Regions from separate parts of the Mus musculus genome. Here regions 2, 3 and 4 are each linked to region 1. A link is a loop called in an ENCODE intact Hi-C map of the cell type or tissue named here. Cell type or tissue: heart. All regions are shown on one strand. Region 1 overlaps Gm35111 (a long non-coding RNA gene). Region 2 has its middle 64 kb from the start of Atp6ap1l. Region 3 holds the start of Xrcc4 (X-ray repair complementing defective repair in Chinese hamster cells 4). Region 4 overlaps Vcan (versican).

What was found. A loop is a pair of places that touch in the nucleus more often than their neighbours do. Peaks named below come from ENCODE experiments on the same cell type or tissue, not always from the same donor. Only the 100,000 strongest peaks of a DNase experiment are listed, where the experiment ranks them.
Region 2: a loop joins it to region 1, with 3 times the contacts of the local background. A loop is called at or near these places in 2 of 42 quality-filtered maps.
Region 3: a loop joins it to region 1, with 2.1 times the contacts of the local background. A loop is called at or near these places in 5 of 42 quality-filtered maps.
Region 4: a loop joins it to region 1, with 3 times the contacts of the local background. A loop is called at or near these places in 2 of 42 quality-filtered maps.

The regions. Positions count from the first base shown.
Region 1 is chr13:90,512,944-90,517,943 of GRCm38, forward strand. The region is part of intron 1 of Gm35111 (a long non-coding RNA gene); the gene reads right to left. Among named protein-coding and RNA genes, the nearest start is that of Gm35111, 34 kb to the right of the region's middle. In heart, a CTCF peak has its summit at 2,991; a DNase peak (open chromatin) is centred at 3,088; H3K27ac peaks cover 707 bases.
Region 2 is chr13:90,839,162-90,844,161 of GRCm38, forward strand. No RefSeq gene overlaps it. Among named protein-coding and RNA genes, the nearest start is that of Atp6ap1l, 64 kb to the right of the region's middle. In heart, a CTCF peak has its summit at 1,975 (motif pointing left); no DNase peak of the experiment used is centred here; H3K27ac peaks cover 1,004 bases.
Region 3 is chr13:90,086,687-90,091,686 of GRCm38, forward strand. Xrcc4 (X-ray repair complementing defective repair in Chinese hamster cells 4) reads right to left here and starts at 2,922. Exons shown (of 8, transcript NM_028012.4): 1 at 2,811-2,922. Tmem167 (transmembrane protein 167) reads left to right here and starts at 2,981. Exons shown (of 4, transcript NM_025335.3): 1 at 2,981-3,097. The coding sequence starts at 3,095. In heart, no CTCF peak of the experiment used is centred here; DNase peaks (open chromatin) are centred at 2,435 and 2,935; H3K4me3 peaks cover 2,639 bases; H3K27ac peaks cover 1,943 bases.
Region 4 is chr13:89,665,860-89,670,859 of GRCm38, forward strand. The region is part of intron 12 of Vcan (versican); the gene reads right to left. Among named protein-coding and RNA genes, the nearest start is that of Gm4117, 65 kb to the right of the region's middle. In heart, a CTCF peak has its summit at 2,348 (motif pointing right); no DNase peak of the experiment used is centred here.

The DNA.
Region 1 (5,000 bases):
CTGGGGAACAATAGAATCCAGGGGCAAGAACTCACAGTGGGTCTTTGAATTATTCATGAGATCATACATGCCATTCACATCTGTATGTTTAAAAAAAGCCAAGAGAGTGTAATAGCACATTAGTAATGTAAATTAGAAAAAGACATATTTTATTTTGGTTTAGTGAAGATTTTCCTAAGTAAACCCAAATAGCATCCTTACTAGACATGTGCCAAAGATCTTTTATTCTTCACTGTTGCTAGGATGCGTTTTTTTCTGGACCAAGTCATCATTTAGGGGATCACTGATTGGATCACTCTCAGACATAATATGATACATACACAAACAAGGGTACACATTGTTTATGAATATACTCAAAACCACAGGAATGAGAAATCAAGAAAAAATAAGGCAAATATTAAAATCTACCACTGGGGAGTTTTATCCTATCATTGCAGTTTTATTATTGTCTGAATTTACATAAAAGCAAAAACTCGTGGAAGAAAATTGCCTCACAACCCCAGATTCTATTTTATTCAACAAACACAAGCTGAGGGGTAAGGAAAGATGACAAGGAGATACTCAGAAAACCATGGTTAACACATCCTCATATCAGACAGTACCAAGGCCAACCAAGACTTTCAAAATGTTTTGTAATACAGTAATATACACTCATATACACAAAATAAAAATAATTTTAAAAATACTTTACAGGATAATTTTGGTTGTACATGATATTTCTAATATATACTAACTTTAGGTCTTGTCTTACTCCACTGAATTCTTGAAGGATAAAGGAAAGTTAAAAATTTAGACATTTAATGTTTTGGGCTTATAAACATAAGAACAAAAGAACAAAAACATCTCTGTCTGATACAGCATCCCTTTTCCTGATCTTTTAGTCCATCTTTCGTCACTTCTACCATCACTAGGAGGCTCACTATTTAAAGGGCCCAGTCCTGGTCACTAAACAAAAGCAACAGATCAACCCAAAGAACTAGAGTGTCTTCTTTGGTGAGAGGAAATGCTATTTGAGAAAAGTAGCAAACAAAGGAAATCTCTGACAAATGAGTCATGAGAGGGAAAGGAGTCTCCCAGCACGGGGTGTTCTTGTGGCTCCGTTATTATTAATTGTGAGGACACGCTTACTCATGTCTTGTTCACTCTTGCCTCTACCATCACTGAGCTCATGTTACATTTATCCTAATGAACCAAGCCCACCAGAGATACACTGTGCACCACTTTAACGTGAACAGATTAGTCAGAGGAATTTTTATTTTGTTGGTCAGACTGGTCATCTCTGGGGACTTCTTGCTTTAGCTATCATTGTTTAGACTTTGAAATAAATGTGCAATGTATTTTCTAAGCCTATGACTAAGATTTAGAAAAAGTAGTATAAATTTCATATTGCTCAAATTATGAAATCTATCTACACTTCATTTTTATAAGGCACATGAAGACTGTGCTTGGTTTAAACAATTTCTTCTGACCACAGTAAGCTCTTGTGATGACCTTAACACGCACATCATAACTCACAGTTTGCAAGTGGGAACCAATGCTTCAGGTTGAGATGCTTGCAGAGAGGGATTTTTGCATTCTCTAAAGCATAAAAGTAAGCACAAAGCAAAGAGTAGCTGAGATGATTGGATGTTTGTGACACTGAGCCTTGAGGTGCTCAGATTTGGTGAAAATATTCTTCTAGTTGTGTCTGGGAGGTCAGTTCTGGATGAAATTAACATTTGGATCTGTAGACCCCCAAAAGCAATAAAGCAGTCTTCAGAGAAGATTCATCTGGCCTACTGAAAGCCTGGATGAATAGGTGAGCAAAAAGAACTCCAGAGCTCCATCTGTAAGCTGCAGCATCAGTTGCGTCTCTTAGACTCTGACTCAGACATGATATTATATCCTGAGCTCTCATGGGTTTTAGGGCTTTACACTCAGATGTGAAACCACGTCACTGTCTCCAGTCTGCAGACTCTAGGTTTGTTTGTTTTTTGTTTTGATTTTGTTTTTGTCCATTTATAAGAAAATGTCTTCCTTGGAAGCCCACGCTATTTTCAAAGTTTTGGTAATCCTCTTGCCTTGGCTTCCCAAATGCACAGATTACTGAAATGTGGCATTACATTTGTCTTTAACTACAGATCTGAAACCTCTCAGACTGCAGAATTGCACGCAACAAGCCTCTTTGACAAATCGACTGCTATGTATATCTTGTTGTCTCCATGTCTGTGGAGAAGCTGGACTAGCACAGAACATATGGAAAATAGGATAATCTTCTACATAGATATTTTCAAAGAATAGCAAGAAGCCAGTTGTGGCTATCAACCAATGTTTTAACAATACATATGCTCAGTGTTCAGATTGGAAATTTTATGTGACTTTCTACTACATCCTAAACTCCTTGGGAGGGCTGAGGAGTCTGAGGTGGTATGGGGCAAGTCCAGGAGGAAGAATATTAACCTTGTTCCTAAGACAGTCCACTTTATACAGCTTATATTCTCAAGTCCTTTAGTGCTTGATGACCACACTGAAGAAAATGAAATAAAAGCAGGATATCAGATGCAAACTAGCATTATGTATCTGACTTGCACCGCAGTGACAATGTCTACTGTATTTTCTATTCCTGTACAGAAGATGTTACTGGTCAAGAAATACCCCTTTTCTAATATTAATTTAGTCTGATAGTATTAATTTCTGATAACATATTAATTAATTCATTCAAGTTAATAACGACATGTTATTCACTATTTTCATTGCCTTTTGTTGGTTTACTTTTCCTTAAGCTTTACTTAAAGTGGCGCTGTCCTTACATGTTCCAAGCACAGAGTAAAATAGATGTATCACACAAACTACAATCTCTGTTGCTTGCTCCGTAGAGTGCCACAATTTTTTTCAACTGTAGGCTTCTATTTCTATAATGCTTATATCAGACACAAGGGAGCAAATTCTTGTTCTTGGGTGGGGGGCAGGGGTTGAATAAAGGTCTAGGTTAGCCTGCCCTCTAGTGTGGCTTACTGATTTCTGGGGAGAGAAAAAAAATGCAGCATGTCCTAGAAGCTGATTGTGCAATTCTGTTGGGTTGGCAACCTGCCATCAGCACCAGAACACTGCACAACTTCCTCCTCTTTGGGAGCTACAGGCTTCAAGCATTAGGTCACATTTGTAACCCAGTTTTGAGCAGAAACACACTCTAGACACACCCTATGCCTGCCTAAGCCAGTGTCACATGGTTATCCTTGACTGTGGCTTTTGTCATTTCCTCCCATTTAATGATAACACACAATGAAACTAAATAAAGGGACAGACTTCTTACTACAGGAACTCGGGGATTTACAGAGTGCTTCTGAGGGGAATTTGGTCTCAGAAATGGTACTGGTTTAGGCTGATCTCTCTGAAGCAGTCTGCCTATGTGTCTCCTTGGCTGGCCCTTCTGAATGTGAGGCTACAGCCAAATGGCTCTGAGGCTGCACTCCAGGATCCATGTTACCACACCAGAAGCATCTTTGAGATTTGGTTTTACTTCTTCGTTCAAATTCTGCTCAAAATTAAACTGCCTTGGAGGATAGTGTTTAAAATTTTTTGATTTATATTTAGCTACACAAAATGAGCTCCCTTTAAAAAATGAAAAACTAATTGCTATATTTGCTTAAACCTAGAAGTGCCCTGGTTATAGATCAACTCTGAAGTTATTTTAAACATGTTACTGCAATGCTAAATTTCAAACGCTTTTTCAGGATTTTGTGCATATGTTCAGTTGGGATGCTCAGAATTCCTGGCTGATGGGAATTTAACCAGTGCCTGCCTGTTCTTCCTAACCCACATACATAACATACATAACATACATGTTCTGGACTCATTTGTCTAAGAAGTGAGAGTCTTCCATTTTTAAGCACTCATAATTTAAAGAAAGTCTAGATGTTAGCCTTTACAATAATAACAAATAGAGCAATAATCTTTAAAACCACCCATAGATGTAAAATATTTTGTATGTATGTATGTGTGTGCATATATATATATTCTACAAAATATGCCTTCTTTCTGTTCTCAAATCATTAGTCTACTAAGGCTGCATGCAAGGACTAAAGTGACATAACAGCCTCTGGAGAGCACCACCATTCATCTTGGGCATCGGCATTTCCTTAAGATGAGTTCTGTCATAGTAGGCATATGGATATAATTGTGTTGTCCATTTCTTCTTGTCTGGCAGTAATACAACCAAAGCAAATATAAAGACTTGAGGGTTTAAGAATCACAATCAGATGAGTGGAAAGGAATTGAAGAGAGACAACACAAAGCAACAGACTCCTAGGCGACAAGATATACCTGTATGGCAGTTGTCCTCCATTCTGGAGCCTTCATTGTGTCATTTGTGATAAGCATGGCATGGACCAAGTGTAATCAGAGGTATCTGATTTTCATCCCCAAACTGCCTGTTCTAATTGTATCTGTCCCATTCTCACCACATCTGTGTGTTTCCATATATTTTAGATACAAAATATAACAGATTAAAGTTTGCCAGTGCAGGCACAATGTTACCCAAACACCATGTTCTCACTGGCTCTGGTTCCCATTCTAATCCACACCCTTGGCATGTTTGCCATTTGCTGTATTGATTTTTCAGCTTGTGTTCTTTGCTCAAGTCTCTGAAAGACATCATAAATGTAATCACTGTCATGAAGAGGAAAATGAAACACTGCAGACCTTGTGATTGGTGCATTGCATGTTTTTGTCACAGCATCTCAAATACACGTGAGATTCACTGATTCCCTATCAGTGGCTCCCTTTTGCCCCTCTAGTTTGCTGACATGTGATTTTCCAAGTCATTTTTAGAAATCTGAAACCTGTTAGAGATTGCAGATGCTAGGCTCTGCATGGCTGCTATCGTTTTGGCAGAGTCTGCTCTTTCAAGACAACAAAGGCAACACATAAAAATCTGCCTTCTCTGACTCTGTCCTTAAAGTCTCTGTGGATGCAGGACACTTAAAACACTTCTAGACATCCAGGTCTAGACTGGACCTTTT
Region 2 (5,000 bases), 330 kb after region 1:
CAGGCAGCTGCATGCAGACAAACTGAGAAAAAGAACTTCATTTCTCCCGTACTTCTTCCTCTGACATTTTCAAACTGCTTTAACCTAAGATCCAGGTCCTGTTTCCTGCCTGTCTTTGTATCCATGGATCCGTCGTGGAAAGTACAAAGTGGGAGAATTATAATGAATGTTTGGATGATGGATAAGGGCAGGAAAAATAAATGTGCATCAGGAAACAGCACACAGAATTCTTTCGATAAAACTGAAACGTAATCAAAGCAAACCTTTCACACAGCTAATTGCTTGGGCATTAAGAGGGGATTTCATTGTTTCCTGGACTTCAGTGATTTGCTACAGGTAACTAAGAGTAGTCAAAACAATAGATTGTTGAACAATAGATTGTGCACTTATCAGCGTTAACACTATCAAAAATGTCAGGCATGCCCAAAATACATTCACATTAAGTACTCCAGAGGTGTCAGTACCAATGTCCCAGCAAAGTCATTGTCTGGAAAGGGAGGGCTTGACAATACTGAGGGCAGGTGGGGCTTTTGTTTTGTTTCTTTTCTCCCTTGGGTTTTTGTTTCTTTGTTTCTTTGTTTCTTTGTTTGTTTGTTTGTTCCCCTCAAAGCTGGCTCTAATACCCACAGCACTTCCTAAGGGCGTGATGAGGAACACAGAGGTGAGACCTCCAGATTGCTGCAGAGCAGATGCGCTTGGCCTCATGCCCCTGTGCTGCCTCCTCCTTGTCTCCCACTAACCCCAGGACATCATTTATACTAGGATAAAAATGGATATGTATGGGCTGGAGAGATGGCTCAGCAGTTAAGAGCACTGACTGCTCTTCCGAAGGTCCTGTGTTCAAATCCCAGCAAACCACATGGTGGCTCACAATCACCCATAATGAGATCTGATGCCCTCTTCTGGTGTGTCTGAAGACAGCTACAGTGTACTTATTTATAATAATAAATAAATCTTTTTTTTTAAATGGATATGTATGCCAAGTGGTGCTTGGTGTTACTATTCAGGAGGCTGAGGCAGGGGGACTACAAATGCAAGGCCTACCCCAGCTACAGAGGTGGTTCAAAGCCAGCCTGAACAACATATTAAAAAAAAAAAAAAAAAAAAAAAACTGGCTCAAAATAAAATGTTTGGAAAGGAGCTGGGAATGTAGTTCAATTGCTTGCCCAACATCCTAGGTTAATAGTGTACGTTAACATCAGTTCACACACACATATACATATCACACACACACACACACACACACAGAGGAGAGAGAGAGCCTAAATGAATATTACATAAAAAGTTGTTTGTTTGTTTGTTTGTTTTAGTATAGCAATGTTGTTATTATTCTACAAAATATTGGAATTCTTTCTCCCCACCCAACCCCTGTTCCTCCAGGTATATGTATTCATATGCACGCATGTGCTCAAGTGTAGATGATATGTGTATCTCAGGACAACCTTGAGTGTCAGCCTTACCGTCTACCTTGTTTATGATGCGGTCTGTTTGATACTCAGCACTATAGATGACAAGGTAGCTGGACCCACCACCACCCACCCACCCCAAGTTGCCAGGTACTCTCCAAGTATTCTTCAGTCTCTATATCCCGTGTTGCCATAGGAGTACTGGGTTACAGATGGGAGCGTCTATATCCAACTCTACACGGGTTCTGGGAACCCGGACTCGGGGCCTCTCGGTTTTGTAGCAAGCTCTTAACCTACTGAGCCATTTTTTCAGCCAACAGCGAAATTTCTACTCTCAACTCAGCCAGGGACATCTTTTTAAAAACTTACGAAGCCAGTTTCACAGTGTGTAGGTAACTGCGTGCTGTGATAGCTATAGCCATGTTTTAATCTTTGAAACTTAAGACTTTGGCCTTTACTCTTCTGTGACTGTGGGACTGTTCATGTTTAGAAAAATAAGCATTTCCTGCACGGTTGAAACGGGTTATCTAGCCAGCTTCAGACACTGATCAGTGGTTCTCTAGCGACCTCTAGTGATATAATGGGGAACATATTCTGTCAACAGGGAAGTGAAGGGATGTTTGCTGGGTCAATGTGAAGAAGCCCTATAACCTAGGGATTAAGGAACGGTTATAACTTTGAATAAGGGAAAATTTAAGTCTTTCCCTTCTCCGATATTTTGTGCCCTCTCCTCTATCTTCTTTGTCTTGTCTCAATCATGTTTATCTTAAGTACCCTTGAGGGCTCTAGGCCATACTGAGTCCTTGCCTACCCCCATTGCTTTACGGAGCCTAATTGTAGACAAAGCCTTCTTACCCTCAAACAAGACACATTTCTCCAGTGACATCCTGCATCTGGTTTCACAGCAGCATTCCCTCTATTGTTAGTTCCTCGATTCTAAAGTCTTTGTATATCCATTCCAAACCCAAGCAAGGACACGCTGCTACTGTCTTCGTTTTGTCACAGTAACCGCGGGGTACAGTATTTCTTCAGAGGAATTAAGATTGGTTGCTTCCAGTGTTAAATTGTAAGAGCTGGATTCTACCTATTGTTCAGTTTTGGGTTTTTGCTAGTTTGGGGGTGATTTCTCTTTTTCTGAGTTTTTGTATTGTTTTGGTTTGTTGTGGTTTGGTTTGGTTTCTTTTGGTTTGGTTTGGTTTGGTTTGGTTTGGTTTGGTTTGGTTTGGTTTGGTTTGGTTTGGTTTGGCTTGGCTTGGCTTGGTTTGGTTTGGTTTGGTTTGGTTTGGTTTGGTTTGGTTTGGTTGGGCGGGCTTGTGGCAGCAATAGGTAAGATGGGGTGTTCATCATGAACTTCCGGAAGCAGAAAGATCCAGGTTTTCAGTGCATATTAAAAGATGTAGAATCAACAAAGATAAAGGATATCAAACTCTCCACGAAGTTGAGCGATGATCTTTCCCAAGAGAGGAACTTAACCCATAGCTCTGCTCTGCAGACAGTGGATCAGTCAACTCCAACCTGGGTCCTTATGGTATATTGTTGGGTTATAATTTTTATTTCCTCTCACAATGTCCTCACACAACTACTGAACATATATCACATAGGTCTTGTAAATGCCAGGTAGGCAATCCACCACTGAACCACAGCTCCAGTCTACATCTCTTGCTCATTTTTGTACCCTCCTGCCCTGCACGTAGACCCTCTGTTCTCACCTGTGCAGACCAGAGATCCATGTAATAGTTAACTACATGCTCACCAACAGATACTAGAGGAAATCACCCCAAGTTGATCTTCATATATAATGTACACACATTGCAATGTCTCACTGTCCCTCACAAACACATGTTTTTTGCTGTGTTCTTGTTTGTTTTGTTATTGTTGTTGTTGTTGCTGCTGCTGCTGCTGCTGATGATGATGATGATGACGATGATGATGATGATTCTGCTGCTGCTACTGCTGCTGTTTTTGTTTGCTGTTTGTTTTGTTGGTTTGGATCTTTGGGGTTTGGGTTATGGTTTTTGGTTTGTTTGGCTGGTTGGTTGGTTGGTTGGTTGGTTGGTTGGTTGGTTTATGGGGGTTGTTATTTGGTTGGGTTTGTGGTTTTTCTGAGACAAGGTTTCTGTATGTAAGAGCCTTAGTTGTCCTGGAACTGACTTTGTAGACCTCAAATTCACAGAAATCCACCTGCCTCTGCCTCCAGAGTGCTGGGATTAAAAGCATGCACTACCAATTCTGGCCAGCACTTATTGTGTTAATTAAAATAGTAATATATTTTAAAACGTAAGAAAAGCAGAATACACCAACAGAAACAGGGTGGAATTCAAGGATGACATCCTAATATCTTAAGCACATTCCCACTTTGCCTCAAGGTTCTATTCCAAAGCTAAGAACCATCTCTCCAGTGAAATCATCCTCTACCAAGGATCTGAGACTAAGACCTGTCTTCCTTCTGGGGACTGAAAATATGTCAGGCCAATGGTAAACGTGATAAGCCCAGAAGAACCTGGGCTCACAACTGAGTAGCTTCCTTTCATCTGTAGGCACAGAGAATTTCCCAGAAACCCTAACCAAGCAATGGTTGGCCCACAAATAAACACGTACATACTGATGCATGACTGATCACTGGCATGTTGAGTTCCCGTAGTTTGTGGCATCAGAGAGCTTTTCAGTCAAATGTTTACGGGACAAGGAGAAGAAAGCCTTTCCTTTGGTTGCTTTCTTAGCTGACTTAGCTTGGAAGGAGAAGAAACTGATGAGCAGCGCAGCAATGCTCTACAGAATGGTCACAATCAAAGATTAGAGTAAGTAGGTTTTCTGACTCAAGGATTCAGTCTACTTCAGGATGGGGTTTGTTATTAAAGCCCATCATCTGTTGCTCTCTAGAATACTGCATGGAGATTTTCACACCAAGTTTATAAAAGTTTGGTTTTGTATTACTTCCATTTTGCAAAAATCTCAAGTGTATCTGTGTGGAAAGAAAAATTAGCGGTGTTACTTGAACAGCTGGTAGCACACGCCCTTAGGAAATAATCTATATAGTCTTTGCATGTGAGCATGTGTGTGAGTGAGTGTGTATCCTCTCTCCTCTACTCTCTCTCTCTCTCTTCTCTCTCTGTCTCTCCTCACTCTACTTTCTTTATCTCCTCTTTTTCTTTTTCTCCTTCCTCTCTTTTTCTTTCTCCTCTCTTCTCTCCTTTATCCTCTCTCTATATCGCTCTCTGAATTATCTCCCTCTGTCTCTCTGTCTCCCTCTCCTCTTCTTTCTGAATAATCTATAATCTACTGCGGTAGACGGTAACTCTGGTTGTATTGATGTGATGAGGAATAAAAGCTGTTGCATTTGTTCTCAGCTTTCCTAGCACTGTGATCCTTTCATACAGTTCCTTGTGTTGCGCTTACCCACAACCATAAATCATTTTTCATTGCCACTTCTAACTGTAATTTGGCTACTCTTATGAATCACTATGTAAAGTTTTGGAGATAGGGGGGTTGCCACAGGGGTCACGACCCACAGGTTGAGAACCAAAGGGCCAATTAACCTGCTGTGTTCTGTGGGTGCCACTGAGAAGACTTTGGTGTCACTTCAGAGTAACCAGC
Region 3 (5,000 bases), 430 kb before region 1:
TCGAATGGCTGAGAAGTACCTGAAAAAATGTTCAACATCCTTAATTATCAGGGAAATGCAAATCAAAACAACCCTGAGATTCCACCTCACACCAGTCAGAATGGCTAAGATCAAAAATTCAGGTGACAGCAGATGCTGGTGAGGTTGTGGAGAAAGAGGAACAATTCTCCATTGCTGGTGGGATTGCAAGCTTGTATAACCACTCTGGAAATCAGTCTGGCAGTTCCTCAGAAAATTGGACATTGTACTACCGGAGGATCCCGCAATACCTCTCCTGGGCATGTTCCAACTGGAGCTGAGAGGAAAGGATGGACCATCCAGACACTGCCCCACCCAGCCGTCCATCCCATTATCAGCCACCAAATGCAGACACTATTGTACAGGGGAAACACCAGGGCCAAGAAGTGGGAGTTGGTGGATAGGAAAGCGGGGTGAGGGGTGAGGGTATATGGGACTTTCAGGATAGCATTTGAAATGTAAATGAAGTAAATACCTAATAAAAAATTGGAGGAAAAAAAAGAAACCTCAAATAATATCAGTATCAGAAATCAAAAACAAATGGGAAATGTAGAGAAAGTGGCCTGGCTGCATAAGAAACTAAATGAATTTTAAACTTTTTATTGTATAAATAGCATCTAACAATCAAACAATTTTCCATCATTAGCCCTCCACTCAAGGATGAAAATTCAATGTTCACTATAATGCTTACAATGTATCAAACAGGTTTTAATTATTTATATGTATTATGGCCTAATTTATATGTAACTATGGCCTAAGCTCAATGCACTCTTACAAAAACTATAAATTTCTCATTTTATATACAACTCTGGATTTTATGAAATGAAAATTGAAAATATTCTTCCACATTCAGAGAAGACAATAATGTCTGCATAATTGAATAACACAGTCAAGATCTTTTCTTAACAGTAAATTAACCCATGATGATTAGAAATGAAAATCACAGCAGAGCTACTAGAAGTGGAAATAAAGAAAAGGAATTTAACATGGTGATTACCATTCACTTGCAACAAAAAACACAATCAAGGATTTTGTGTGCCGAATCGCCATGCAGCTTCCCCACAGGTCACACTGGTATATTAATTTTGCTATTTTACATGGATATAATAAATTTTTTATATATGTATATGTATACACACACACACACACGTTCAACTCTACCTCCTGACACTATGTACTTCTATGGATAACTTAAGAATTGAAAAGTGTTGCCAGCAGTGGTGGTGCACGCCTTTAATCCCAGCACTTGGGAGGTACAGGCAGATGGATTTCTGAGTTCGAGGTCAGCCTGGTCTACAGAATGAGTTCTAGGACAGTCAGGGCTATACAGAGAAACCCTGTCTCGAAAAACAAAACAAAACAAAAACAAAGAACTGAAAAGTGTTAATTGCCTCTATTCTAAAGTTGAGATATATAAGAAACTATGGCCTAAATTGCCCATAAATACAACAAACCAATTACCATCTTAAACAACCTTAGCCTCTTTACTAGAGCCTGGACCAGAACCTCATACAGAAACATCAACCTGAAGTGTCAAACAGTAGGACCTAGCAATCTTTATATGAATAGAGTCAGTTATAACATCTACCAACACTTTCACTACTGTAAAACCCAAACTTACTGAGCTCAGAACATATTTTCTACGTCTACATTTGAAACATTCATGGTTAGTCAACTTAAATAGTAAGTATAACACAAAGCAATTTTGAGACTATTCAATGACAATCACTTCTCCTATTGGCCTAATCCCCAGTCCCCCATTCAAATACTCAAAGAAATCCCTTGTCCTGCAGTCTCCTGATACCACTAAGATGCAGATTCTGAACTTGAGTATTTGATCAACAGGTTTAGCAGTTGGGTATAACTGATTTTAAAAATGTAGTAATAATTTCAAATAAAATCTTGGATGACAATGCAGTAATAAACACAATCACATATAGCATAGCACTAGGTAAAAGTACTGTGTTGCCATAAGTACTAGATTCTCATGATTCAGCTAAATAATGGTTAGAAATTAACATATCACATCAGTTTCCTTCACTAAAGCTTTCTATACTTCTTCTAGGTCATTAAGTTAAAGAATGGGTAACATTCTGAATAAATACTAGAGCCATACTGACTAAAGGAAAAAAACAATTATTTAAACACACAGGATTTCCATAATTTTGATACACTTGGAAGAGTGGGGAAAGTGCCCGACTTCAGAATCATTCCAAGAATGTATATAAAATTGAACACATCAGATTACATCTTCCCCGTATCTACAAAACTCATAAAGAGAACTAGAGGTGAAATCGTTTCTCACCCACTGGTTTTATACTAGCCAAATAATCCCCTCGGGAATGGGCCGTTCCTTTCCAGTAGCTACCACAGAGTTCTTTCCCTCTCCCCACGGCCTAGAACGTCTAAGCCCCGGATGTAGAGTGTGCAAACAAGGAGGGGGCCAGCCAAGGCCAGCATTGGCTGGCGGGAGGGGCTGGTGGGTCATCACACTGGACGCAGCCTTTTAAATCCAAGTCTCCACCACAGAGCAGCTCAGCACAGTTCCAAGGAGTCCCTCACGACTGAAAATTCCACGTGACACAGAAAGAGACACTTAGGAAGGAGCCCAACAGGTGCTCACATTGGGAAAACCTTACATCTACAAAAGGCTCAGGGGGTCACAGACAGGGTAAAAAGCACGCACTGCGCAGCTTTAAAGCTAAAATCAGGGACTACAGGAGGTTGACATAGAAAGGGGGGAAAAAATGCATTGCTTCTGGAAAGACACCACAGCCACTTCCGGGCCCTACCTCTCAGTACTCCACTTCCGGTCTTCTAAAAATTGTGGACGCCAGAGATAAACCGATGCGCCCAATGAGAGAATCCGCTAATACCGTGGTTTGCGAGTCGTCGGCCAAGTCCCACCTCTTCCGGTAACAGAAGCCTATCACGGAGTCTGAATGGTGCGGCATGGGCGGAGGCGCCGCGATAGGTCCAACCGGACCGCTGGAGCGAGCGGGAAGCACAGCGGGCCTGCATCCTCTTCCGCCCCGGCCCGGAAGGGTGATGTGGCTGGACCAGCACCGGCCTCACTATGGTAAGAACCTGGGCTTCCTGGCCGCGGTTGAGTTTCTCGGCGGGGCCGCGGCTCGTGCGGGGCGGCGGGGATGGTGCGGGCGCTGTGGGGCGCGGGAGCCCTGGCGCTAGCGTGATTCTCCGGGGATCCGAGGGTGCACAGGCTGGGAGTCATGCGGCCGCGATGCACATCCCGGAGCATCAGGCCAACAGTCCTAGGAAGAACCCGGGTGGTGGACTCGGCCCCTCGCCAAGAGGCCGACTTGCTGCGTTGTTTAGTGTGGAATTACGGTGGCATTCCACTAAGCCGATTGCCATCTGCTACAAATATCTGGACGGATATACACTTTCAAACGCTGGAGTCTCAGTCTCCCCCTTTCCCCTTTCTTTTATGTGTTCCCTGTGTCACCCAACCTGCATCTTTCTGCAGTAATTAATGGATTGCCGGTTTTCTTAACACTAGATACTACTGCTTCCGTTTTACCTGTGGAATCAATGGCGAGATAGGGCCCCTCCCTCATCGTTTTTTCAATTCTAAAGACACTTCTTTGCAAACGAATGTTTTTAATGATTTTAGTTACTGTCTCGAAGGAACTTGAGCCTTACTCGCAGACCACCACTCACTTTGGGAGTTCCTATGCGTGTTATTATTGATTGTTTAATAGTTTAAACCTCAGAAAACCTTACACTATAAATCACAAATAGCAACAACAACAAAGGTCAGGACAAGGAACAGAAAGCCCCTGAGTAAAGTAAACATTAGTAATTAACTTTTAAAGATCTATGAATGCATCTTTTCAGTAGTCTGGTAAATGCAGGAATCTCCCTTCACTATCACTTCAGTGGGTTTAGAAGCCATTTATAACTATATTTCTAGAGAAAGCTTGTTGTGTTATCATCTCAAAATCAGCCAGGACTCTCCCACCCCCACTAGACCTCAAATTCTACGATTAGAAGATACTGAATTTGAGTCCATTAAAGCCTTTTTTTTTTTTTTTACTTCGTACTGCAGATAGTATATTCTTGGTCAAAAGGATGTTAATAAACAGTTACAGAACTTGAAAAGTTGCTTTCTTGCCTATTTACCGAGAAACAAGTAGAATGACTTTGCTCTTAGTCAAAGGTACATTTTACATCCTCTCCTACTTAGATAAAATCAAGATAATTTAAGATGTACAGTATTTTAACTTTTTCCAAAAACAAGCTTTTGTTTACTAGTACTTGATGTGTAGAAGATGTAGTTTCTAAGCATTGTCTTGCTTTAAATTCCTGACTTCTGAGATATTTCCAGGTAAAGGAAGAGAAAAGTAGGGAGCCTGAGTTGTCTAGGATCGGGTACCTAGTAAGTAAAGCCAGGCCTCAGATTTATCTAATGACTCTATGGAGTGGTAACAAGAAAAGTGACTGGTGTGTTCATGAAGATATGCAGTTTTCTGCTCCAGATTTTTTTAACTTATGATTTGTTGAATATATGGGTGTGTAACTGGAATTGGAGGGTTGAAGGGTGAATTATATGTATCCCTATATTTGTAGAATGGCTTTGGAAGGATGTGTGATAGTATTAAATCTGTATGTTTTACTTTTTTAAGTGTTGTGAGAAAAAAAAAAGTGTATGCAATGAATGTTTTATTAGAGATGTTACTGGTCATAAGTTACACATGTTAAATATTAAGTGTAATGTCCAAAAATAATATTGGTTATAAATAACATAGAAGGTAAAGATTAAACTTAGCAGCTCCGTTTGTCTTTATATTCTGGTCCTTGGTCAAGTGTGCCATTAATCACAGAGGAAATCCAAGAAAGGTTTGTGAGAGAAAAGTAAAATGGTAAATTTTTTTACCATAATTCTTATTGTATTAGCAATAAAAATGACAGTACAAAAGAATATGTCTCTATAGTTTGACCTTATGAAAGCATTCCATGAA
Region 4 (5,000 bases), 850 kb before region 1:
CTCCACCTGTCTCAGTCAGCATGGCAGGTGGGCTGACTGACAGGGTTGGATGGGAGGCAGAGTTAGCTTTGAGCAATTTTCAATAATGGATTACAAGGGGAATCTTGTCGTGCATAACCATATATGGAGTCTAGAGGGTCAAATACCCATTTATACCTAGTACATGATATTTCATCTTTTAAAATATGTGACACATGATCATCATCAATGATATCAAAATCTCAGCAATTAATCAGTGTCCCAGTCATGAACAATCCAACCCAAGCAATGTACTTTACTTAATTCACCTTTCCATACACAAAAACAAATAACTGCCTCTTTACAAAGGACTATTAAAACCTTTTTGTAGACTTATGTAAGACTTAGGAATAAGCAAGAAGTTTCCTCTATTCCTTAAAAGGGGAGGGGGAGTAGGTTTGGGTTCTGCTTTAAGTCCTGCTTTCATTAGAAGAAAGAATACAAGGTTATCTATCAGGCATTAACTGTTGCTGCATTGATTGGCACAAATAAAGACCAATTAACTCTGGGGAACTGTGTGAATGTCTGGGTAGCAAGGAGGACCAGACAGGTGTAAGAGAGGCTCTTAAGCATAAGCTGGTTCACCTTCTCCCAATGCACTACTTCAAAATAATATTTGTGTTTTTTGGTTTTGTTTTGTCTTGTTGTTCTTTGACTTTTTAGATTTTCAGTGTTTTTTTTTTTTTTTTTTGGTGTGTTTTTTGTCTTTGTTTTTGTTTTGGGGTTTGTTTTTGTGAGGTTGTCGTATGTATACACTAGAATTTCTGAAAGAAGTCAAAAGAAGCACAAGGAGCTCGATGTGGTGGCGCACGCCTTTAGTCCCAGCACTCGGGAGGCAGAGGCAGGCGGATTTCTGAGTTTGAGGCCAGCCTGGTCTACAAAGTGAGTTCCAGGACAGCCAGGGCTACACAGAGAAACCCTGTCTCAAAAAAAAAAAAAAAAGAAGAAGCACAAGGTAGAGTGTCTGGGAGGAGTTGGGAAGCAGGAATATGATCTACAAGTACTATCTCCATGTGTAAATTTACCAGAAAATATATAAAAATATTTCAAGTGAATTTAGGAAATGAGTGGGCATGAATATGATCAAAACATGTTGTATAAAATTCTCAAAGCGTTAATAAAGCATTTATTTTTAAAGTGGCAGTAAGTAGTCTAATATATTATCTTTAAGATAGGTGAATTTCAATCGGAATATCAGAACTCTTAGGACACAAGGTGAAGGAATTCATAGAATTTTTAAATGTTCAATATGAGGCTAGAGAGATGGGTCAGTACTTAAGACTACCTGTTGCTCTTAGAGCTGACCCAGGTTTGGTTCCCAGCACCCACTTGGTAAACAAGGAGATCAAATATCATCTTTTGTCTTCCTATTCTGAACTCTGCAGGGAGTAGGCATGCATTTGATGGATGTGAGGATGTCTTTATTCGAACAGACTTGTGTAACAGATTAATTCTGCTTAAATCTATTAGAGATGAACCACAATGGCCAGAAGAGCAGTCAAACATATTCCCCAGTGAGGTGGGAAGTCTGAGATGTCTATTATGCAGACATCCTTGAAAACCAATTGCACACTTTGTAAATGTTGGCCTCTCTTCCTGGACAGCTAACAATTGTGTTTCTGGGTATCTCACATATCACTGGCATTGTAAATCTTGAATCTGTGACTGTCAGGTCCCTTTTGTATTGTCTCTGTATCCAACCAGATATTTAGCTATAATTCTTCAGCTCAGATGTCATCATGTTTTATACTTTAAAATTCACAATACTTTGGATTTCCTGGAGTAGCTAATTGAATACTATGTTTTGGAACTATTTTGATGGTGCTAAAAACATTTAAATATCATACATACCCTATTGATAAAAGTAACTTGACACCTTTTCAGGGATAATTTTGGGAGAAATTGATTAAATTTTCAACTTTAATTTTTATTTATATTCCATAAAAAATTCAATCACAGCTCTTCGTCTTCCTTTTTGCTCCAAACACAGATAATTTAATTTACAGAAGAAAAGTTTGTATACTAAACTACAGAAATCTTCTTGGTTCACCTGCCAAGAAGAAAAGTCAAGGAAGTGACCTGTTGGCTTCTATTACAGTGTGTAAAAGTGAAGGTTCAAGAAAGAACGGGGCTAATTTTAACCTTAACTGCCAGGATTTTATGAAGCTTAAGGTACCTGTTAGTTTCCTACTGTGCTTGCAAATCATCTCATTTTGCATTTAACTATTGGGCTTACAATATTATACATTTCAAAGCTATACGAACCTAAACAACACCCCTGCAGACACTAGTGCTGTTCATATAAAAATACAAAGCATAATGTGACCACCAGGTGGTGACATAGACTGCTCAATATGGTAGTACTTTGAGTGCCAGCACAGGATATAGAATCACAATTATTAACTCCACCTGCAGAATAAAAATTAAAGTGTCATCTGTGGCATGTCCTCCTCTGTGGCATGTCCTCCACTGTGGCATGACCTCCACTGTGGCATGTGCTCCTAGTTTTGTGATTTTTTTACAAATAGATAGGCTATATTTTCTAGTTCCATCCTATTCTGCTATTGACTATTACAGCTCTCATCTGACTTTTCTACCTAAGACGAGCACTACAAAAGCTTGTTTTTTCATGTTTCTATGAATAGCATCTAATGATTTACATCAACAGTGACAGTTCATCAGACACGGTATAATCATGTCTGGTAGATCTACTCAATATCTTTAGAGTAGGACCAATAAATAATTATGCCCCAGTGCACAAAAATCAAATGCATGCTGTATGAATCTGCAAAGTTACATTCTGAAAATATCACACCTATACTACAAGCTGACTTGTGTAAACTCTTTTTTTTTTTTCCACCTGGGACCCATTAAACCACTATTGGACTCTGAGAGCCACAAAGCCCTAATATAGCCCATGTCACCAAGGCCAAGAAGACTATCTCCAGAGAATACAAGCAAGTTGCATATACAAAAATACTTTATCAAGAGCCTGTGTACCCACCTAGAACACACACACACACACACACACACACACACACACACACACACACAGGAGCATACATCCACACAAGCACACACATGGACATGCATACACACACTGATAGCAGTTAGCTTGCCACTAGGTAATCACTTGAGTCAACTGTATGTTCCAGAATACAGAACAAATCGTTATCTGAAGAAAACAAAGGCCATGGGAGCTTCTTATTACAAAACTCAAAACATCTTTCCTTCCTGGGTAGCTCTAGTACACAATAGTCATTAGTTTGTAGCCTGCAGGGGACACATTTAACTGTTCTCCTTGAGTGAGGCAAATGCCGTCCCTGCAAGGTAGATCTCAGGCTCTCCTAATCCATGCTCTCTGGTCTGGGTCCTGATTTATTTACATTTTACAGGAGGTTATGGTTTTTCTGTTATCATTAGTTGAGCCCACAACCGAAGAAGAAAAGAGCAGCTTTGTTTCAAAGGAGAAAGAGACGTTTGTTCAGGCATCACTACCCACTGGAAGCCTGCAGTTGGATTCTACCAAACTCAGTATACTGAAGGGAAGGAAAATTAACGTGGGGTCTCTGGATAGCTGTTAAAGCGGCAACGTGCCCATTATTTTCCTAGCTGGCAGAGTTCTGTGCAGGGGAGACAATCTGGCCACTCTTGAGTACAGCACTAATCTTGTGAAATGCTGTGAGCTCACTAACTGACAAAGCAATAATTATCAACAGTCTTTCCAGAGGGATGTAAGTTACTCCCACTGTGAGACAGGGGCCCCAAGCAGAGCCTCTAGGAGCAACATGCACTTAATCCACGCAAAGCACTGTGCCAGTGGGCGCCTCCACTCAAGCTTGTTTGCACAAGTCGTCAGTCATGAAATGCTAAGGAACCAAATGCCAGAGAAAGTGCCAAAAACCATTCAACTTCATTTTCTTTGCTTTTTCCATGGTTGTGCATTGCCTTAAACTAATTAGCAGTTAAATTTAAACATGTGCACATGATTCTAAAGTTTCATGAAGCAGTGCTAAGGGGCCTCCTGCATTCATTAAGTTTTCTTCACTTGCAGGGTAAACTTGTCAATTACAAGATGATTTTCCAGTGGTGGCAAACACTGTACTTCAGCAATTTAAACCCATCATTAGACATCTAAGCAACAAGAGCAAAAGGTATAGACAAGAGTTTTATGTTCTAGGACTACACAGTGACTCATAACATCCTGAATGTAAGTTCAGAAGAAACAGCTGTTGATTCCAATCAAATTAAACCACAACAGAAGTAAAATTTTTCATTAACAACGTAGTGGTCTTTAGCAGAAAGAAATCTAAAGTCTTCTATTCATGAATAATAGGCTGAGGAAAGAGCATATGTTTTTCTTGGCTTTGGGGCTAATATAACGAAGCCCGCAAAGTTTAACATAATTAAATTAATACTGACATGCAGTGTGACTTGTTCACAAAGTGAACAAAAAATGTGGCTCTTGGCTTGGAAGTAAAACCACATCACAGATGAAGCATCTACAAGTATCTCAAAGAAAGCCGTCTAAGACTTCCCAGGTTCTTAAAGACTTCAAGGTTCTGTTGTGGGAGATAATTTTTAAAATGTTGTTAAATCTAACTGACACACAAAATACATGTTGTACAATATAGTATGATATTTCAATACCAATGTGCTGAAATGATACCATTAGAGTAACTGGTCACCTCAAACATTTATCATCTCTTTGTGTGAAAACATTTAAAGTTCTTTCTACTTGATACTTTGAAAAACTTAAGTTTGGAAAAATATATATGTGAGGGTTCTCTTTTGAGTCATTTCCTGCCAAATCAGGGCCACCCCTTCGTTGAGGTTAGAAAGATACAAACAAGTGCAGCCCACGTCTCTGAATTGTTAGCACCTCCAGTTCTCTTTCATTGCCCAAGAAATGTCTTTCGTCTCTGGAAAGAATGGTAATGGTACCTCACTGCAGAAAAAAGAGTAATGGTTTATCAGTTGTG